Linked DNA regions of Homo sapiens: region 2 is linked to region 1. A link is a loop called in an ENCODE intact Hi-C map of the cell type or tissue named here. Cell type or tissue: CD4-positive, alpha-beta T cell. All regions are shown on one strand. Links, peaks and the distances in the headings refer to the core of each region. The heading gives the core; the rest is flanking DNA.

Evidence for each region. A loop is a pair of places that touch in the nucleus more often than their neighbours do. Peaks named below come from ENCODE experiments on the same cell type or tissue, not always from the same donor. Only the 100,000 strongest peaks of a DNase experiment are listed, where the experiment ranks them.
Region 2: it touches region 1 in a loop (13-fold over the local background); 2 of 110 quality-filtered maps call a loop at or near these places.

Annotation. Positions count from the first base shown.
Region 1 is chr2:71,298,245-71,301,167 of GRCh38, forward strand. No RefSeq gene overlaps it. Among named protein-coding and RNA genes, the nearest start is that of ZNF638, 32 kb to the right of the region's middle. In CD4-positive, alpha-beta T cell, for the core only: CTCF peaks have their summits at 1,420 (motif pointing right) and 1,621; a DNase peak (open chromatin) is centred at 1,357; H3K27me3 peaks cover 100 bases.
Region 2 is chr2:72,744,574-72,747,496 of GRCh38, forward strand. All of the region lies in intron 1 of EXOC6B (exocyst complex component 6B), which reads right to left. Among named protein-coding and RNA genes, the nearest start is that of EXOC6B, 80 kb to the right of the region's middle. In CD4-positive, alpha-beta T cell, for the core only: CTCF peaks have their summits at 1,390 (motif pointing left) and 1,592; a DNase peak (open chromatin) is centred at 1,368.

The DNA.
Region 1 (2,923 bases), core at 188-2,687:
TAAGGAAGAGTTATACATAATGCAGGAGGCCAGGCACTGGAACGGTAGTGGTTTTCCTAACTATCGTGCAGCACAGCTTGTCTTAAGACAGGGTCTTACACACTGAATGATTTTTGGTATGTCTGGCCCTCAGCCATTAAATGTCAGTAGCTTCTGAGGTATTGGGTCAACCAAAGAACTGCTCTGCAGATCTTCAAACATCAGTGGATGGGATGGGATTTAGGAGCATACCGCCTTAGTGTTCTTAGGCTAAGAACACTAGAGGGGAAAAAAATAGAAGAAATAATATAGGGTCACAGAGAAAACTGAGTGAAGACTGAGAGGAATTCACAGCATGGGATTTGGGATTGGTTGCACAAAACTGTATATGCTACGCCTGAATAAGTAATGTAAGGGTTTTTCATGGATTATTTTGACCATAAGCAAGACAGGAAAATGGGCAACATGGTTGCATGTAAGTTCTATCTGGAATTTAAGTTGGGCTCTCAGTTGCCAACTCCAGGGAGCTGCCAGGAAGTAGATGTGCTTGAAGGACTCCTCAGTTCCCACCTTTACCCTGAAGTGTTCTGGAACCTGCACTTACTATCCCTGTGCCAGCCTGTCCCTCCTCCCTCCCTAAGGAGGGGAAGGGAAACACCCTTAAGAGGGAAAAATCAGCTCTGAGGTGAGGAAATAGGATAGTTACTAATTTGAGAATACTCATTTGGCCAGGCGAGGTAGCTCATGCCTGTAATCCCAGCACTTTGTGGGAGGATCACTTGAGCCCAGGAGTTTGAGACCAGCCTGGGCAATGTAGTGAGACACCTGTCTCTAAATAAGAAAAAAATTAGCCAGGCATGGTGGTGCCTGCCTGTGATCCCAGCTACTTGGGAGGCTGAGGTGGAAGGATCACTTGAGCCCAGGAGGTCCAGGCCACAGTGAGCCATGATTGTGCCATTGCATCCCAGCCTGGGCAACAGAGCGAGACCCTGTCTGGAAAAAAAAAAAAACAACTGATTTGACTTAATGTACTACTGGACTAGACTAAGGAAACTCAAAATAAGTTCAGTACAAGGAAGTGTCTTGACTTAAGTTATAACTGAAAAGTCACACAGACTTCCGCTTAGCAGGGGCTTGGTAGGATAGCTGCTGTCCTTAGAAAGGTTTTGGGCATGGCCAACCTTGGTCTGGTATTTCAGTAATAGACTGGATTGTGCCTCATTTTGGTCACCACACTTAAAAAATAATGTAGATAAATACAGGAGTCCATTGAAGGTGATTAAAATTATTGAAAGCAGGTAAAATAGCCCTAAGATTGGCATTGGTGTTTTTACTGCACCCCAGCCCAGATTCTTCTGAAGTTTTCAGTAGCACTACTACAAAAGACCACAAGGTGGTGACAAAATTCTAAGGTATCTTTTTTTTTTAAGCTAGATTTGGAAGCAATCACACATTCCCTGATGGAAATGAGGAAAAGAAAGCTTAAGAATGTCTATATTTCAAGTTTTATGGAATGATCAGAATACTTTCTCTAGCAGGTTTTTTGCAATACTTGCCCATTGTTTAAACGAAAAGATTTCATTCATGTTAAAGAACAATACTGGTAAATGAGTTAGATATTTGTCTCTTAGGCTTTAGCAGACATCAGCATTGTTTCCGTAGCTTTCTGCTCTCTTTTTCTCTCTTTTCTGTCCTCTGTACCTCTGTCCCCTTTCAAAAGACTCCATCATATGAGGAAGTCAATCTAATATAGTGGTTGAGGGCGTGGATTCCGGAGGCCTGCTGCTGAAGTTCAGATACAGATTACCAGTTATTAACTGTGCGACATACAGCAAATCACTTAGCTCTGTGCCTTGGTTCCTTTTTCTCTAAAATGGAGATGACAATAGTGCCTAGTTCATTGATTATTCTCAGGATTAAATGAATCTATAAGTGTAAGAGCACTTAGAGCAATGCCTGGCACATAAAAATGTTAAAATTATATGGAATTAAAATTTAAATGATTTTCTATTGGTTTATGGAGTTAACTTTTTAAAATTTATTAAGTAGATGAGTGAGCTGCATGAGGATTTTCTCTCTCTCACACACACAACTTCCAAATAAAATTTAGTTGCTTTTGGTTTAGGAGGCACTTAATAGCTTTCCTTTTCCTCTGTCCGTCATGTTTCCCTATTTCTTACCCTTACATTAGTCACTGAAGAGAAAAGGATAGGGATTTTGTTTATTTATATGAAAGATATTTATGTTAAAGTGAGACAAGAAAAAAAAAGTGGGGTTTTTTTTTTTTTTTTTTTTTTGAAACAGGGTCTCGCTCTGTTGCCCAGGCTGGAGTGCAGGCATGATCTCGGCTCACTGCAACCCCCCCTCTCCTGGGTTCAAGCGATTCTCGTGCCTCAGCCTCACAAGTAGCTGGGACAAGAGGCGCATGCCACCATGCCCAGCTAATTTTTGTGTTCTTTTTAGTACAGATGGGGTTTCACCATGTTGCCCAGGCTGGTTTTGAATTCCTGAGTTCAAATGATCTGCCCCCCTCGCCTCCCAGAGTGCTGGGATGCCAGGTGTGAGCCACCACACCTGGCCAAAAACATAGATTTTTTTGCCCTGTATTTTCTATGGGCACAGAAGAAAGACCTTTTCAATAATCAAGAAGATTTTTAAAAGGATATTATGCCTTACATATTTAACTATTTTAGGATCACATTAAAATGATCTGCTAATGAAATTAAAATCTGTACATTTACTTTATTCACTCTTTTTTGTTTTTTTGAGACATTCTCACTCTGTTGTCCAGGCTGGAGTGCAGTACCGCAATCATGGCTCACTGCAATATCTGCATCCCGGGCTCAAGCAGTCCTACTGCCTCAGCCTCCCAGGTAGCTGGACTACAGGTGCATGCCACCACACCTCGCTAATTTTCATGTGTTTTGTAGAAATGGGGTTTCAC
Region 2 (2,923 bases), core at 146-2,645, 1.4 Mb after region 1:
ACGTGAAGAATCACCGAAAACTCCTCAATATAAATTGCATAAGCTGATATATTATTCAATAGTAGACAATCTCTTGGTTTCAAATTCAGTACACCCTGACTTGACTCAATATACTTCTAAGTTAAATGGCAAGTATAGTTCATTCTACTGGGTAAAACTTCTTTTCATTTCTTCCCTCCAGAGATCTACGGTAACGTCACAAAAGACAACCTCACAGAAAAGCAAATTCCAAAGTTAAGAAATGCAGAACTTATATTAATAATGCCTCCCTAGGCTCTCTGATCTTCCTATTTAAAGAAAAAAAAAATCAAAAACCTAAGAAAGGAAATGTGGATTTTAGCTGCCTGACTATGTGGCCTTCATCTTAGCACTGTAATTAGCTTGCTATATATAGGTCTTTGGCCAATCCAGTTAATCTCTCCGACCCTCAACTTTCTCATCTAGAAAATAGGAAGCAATCAATTACAATTCTCTTAAAAGTACTAGCTTAGCTTTAAGTATCTACAGTTCGCCTCCACTTTCAAGTTTAGTCAACAATGCTAAGATCATACATTTGTAGAATAGTATAAATAGGCAGTAGTTCAAAACAAGTTAATGGATCAGGGGTGGTGGCCCACACCTGTAATTCCAGCACTTTGGGAGGCCAAGATAGAGGGATTGCTTTGAGGCCAGGAGCTTGAAACCAGCCTGGTCAACATAGTGAGATCCCATTTCTTTAAAAAACAAAATAAAACACAAGTTAATAAAGTTTCTACCTGCTTATCACTACTCTCCATCTGTTACTCCTATCTTAGGACCATTATGATTGTAATATTCTCTTTAATTATTATGCAGAATAACATGAAAGGTTTGCAGTAGATCGCCAGAGTATTTTGAGAATTAAAAAAAAAGAAAGAATAAAACGTAAAACACCCATATTTAAAACAGGGGATAAAGACTATATTTAAAAGACTTTGTGTTCCATAGGTATGTTTCAGGAAATCCATGATTCCCAGATCCTAGGTGGATTTTGTATATATAGGTAGATGTACATATATGCATTTTTAAGAAAAAAAGTTTCCAATAGTTTCCATCTGGTTACCAAATAGGTTAAAAACCACAAATTTAAAGATTTTATTTCAAATTGTCTACCAAAGGAAGAGGCAATTATGACTGATCACTACCTAACAGTTCACCATGAATCAGCATTTCAAGCACATTTAAATATAACACTTTGCTAACCAACATATCCATCAGATATAAAAGGCTAAAAACAAAAATAAACAAGACTTAAACACTGAAAAGGTCAGAAATTTACTACTGAAGCTAATCTAATATCAGTAGTCAACAATGCAGTCGAACAAAGTGTGGCATTTTTTTCTTTTAATACCTTAAGGTAGAGAAAGACTGCCATCTAGTGATGGCCCTTTTCTAACATTCCTTGAAATGATGTGGCCTTACAAGTAAACAGGACCGCTTAAAAATCTAAAAACTATATTCCATAATACCTGTTGGTCAGAGACTTATAGCTGATTACTAAATGATATGTAAGGTACTCTAATGTTTAAATTTCCATTACTATTAGAAAGCAGGATCTTGAGAACAAAGGCATAGGTTTTTGACATGTCCAGGTTATGTTGCAGTTAAACAAGACAATCTATGGAATAAACTGCACCACTAGTTTAATTATTTGTGATAATCTCAATAATATTCTTAGTAAAGTATATACTTTACTATAGTACTTAGTAAAAGGCAAACAAGAAGAAATATATGGAAATTAACTAAACTTTTTATAGCCTAAATTTGACTCAACTAAATAAATGCTGCCATGTGGAGTCTGGTTTCCAAAAACCCCCAAATAAACCACCGGTTTGTGCAAAAAGTAAATTATTTATCCTCGTATAACTATCTGGTGCATAGCTCTAGATTTCATAATGATACTATATCCATAGCCCACCTAAATTTCATGTGCATATTAAGAGATCTTAATTTATAAAATGGCACTTGAGTAATTCTGTTGAACAAATATTTACCATTCACCTGTACCAAACCACTACAGGATTATATCACTTGCTTAGAGCCTATATTAATTCAAATTTGCTTGTCAAAGAAGGAGGAAAAATAATGTTATAAGCATTATTTCATTTAAATCCAATGCATCTTATAAATTAGACATTATTCCCATTTTATAAATGAGAAACCTGTAACCCAAGATGAAGCAACTTGCCAACTTCACATAGCTAGAAAGTGTCCTCTCTACTGCATCAGTCTATCTCTTTGAACAAGGAAAGCAAGCAGGTGGCATGGGCCCCCAAAATGTTAGTTGAAACAGGTCTTAGAGATGGAAGACAAAGCTCTCATTGTACACTCAAGGAAACTGAGGCCCAGGCAAGTTAAATGCCTTAATCAAAATTAATTGCTTGCTACGATACAATTAGGCCTGACCCCCAAAGAAAACAGAAAAAGCTAATGCAATATGAAGCCCAACACAAAGCTAAGTGGTTTAAAAAGAGAGAGAGAGAGACAAACTTCTACTTCAAGATGAGTAAGTTGCCTATTAGTTGTGCCTACACAACTATTCTCTTCTTCCTCCTATTGGAAGAGTCCCAATTCATTCTGATATTTCTGTCCTACCACAAAGGATAAATATTAATTAGTCTGTAAACCAATCATGGTAATTGCATTCTCTTTGTGAGTGACCAGTTAATATATGGTGGTCAGTGACACACTTATCTCACCAATGAGAAGGAAAATCTGGCAGTGAGGATCCAAGAAAAGGTTTTCTTTCCTGAAGCATTCAGGAAAAGAAACTGCTTTTCCTGCCTTAGACATTGTCCTGTGAAAGCATAATGTTTGAGGATGCAGTAACCATTCTGAAAAGGAAGAAGATATTGCCCAAAAAATCTTAGAATGGCAAAGGGGAAAATGGAAAACACTCGGCTCT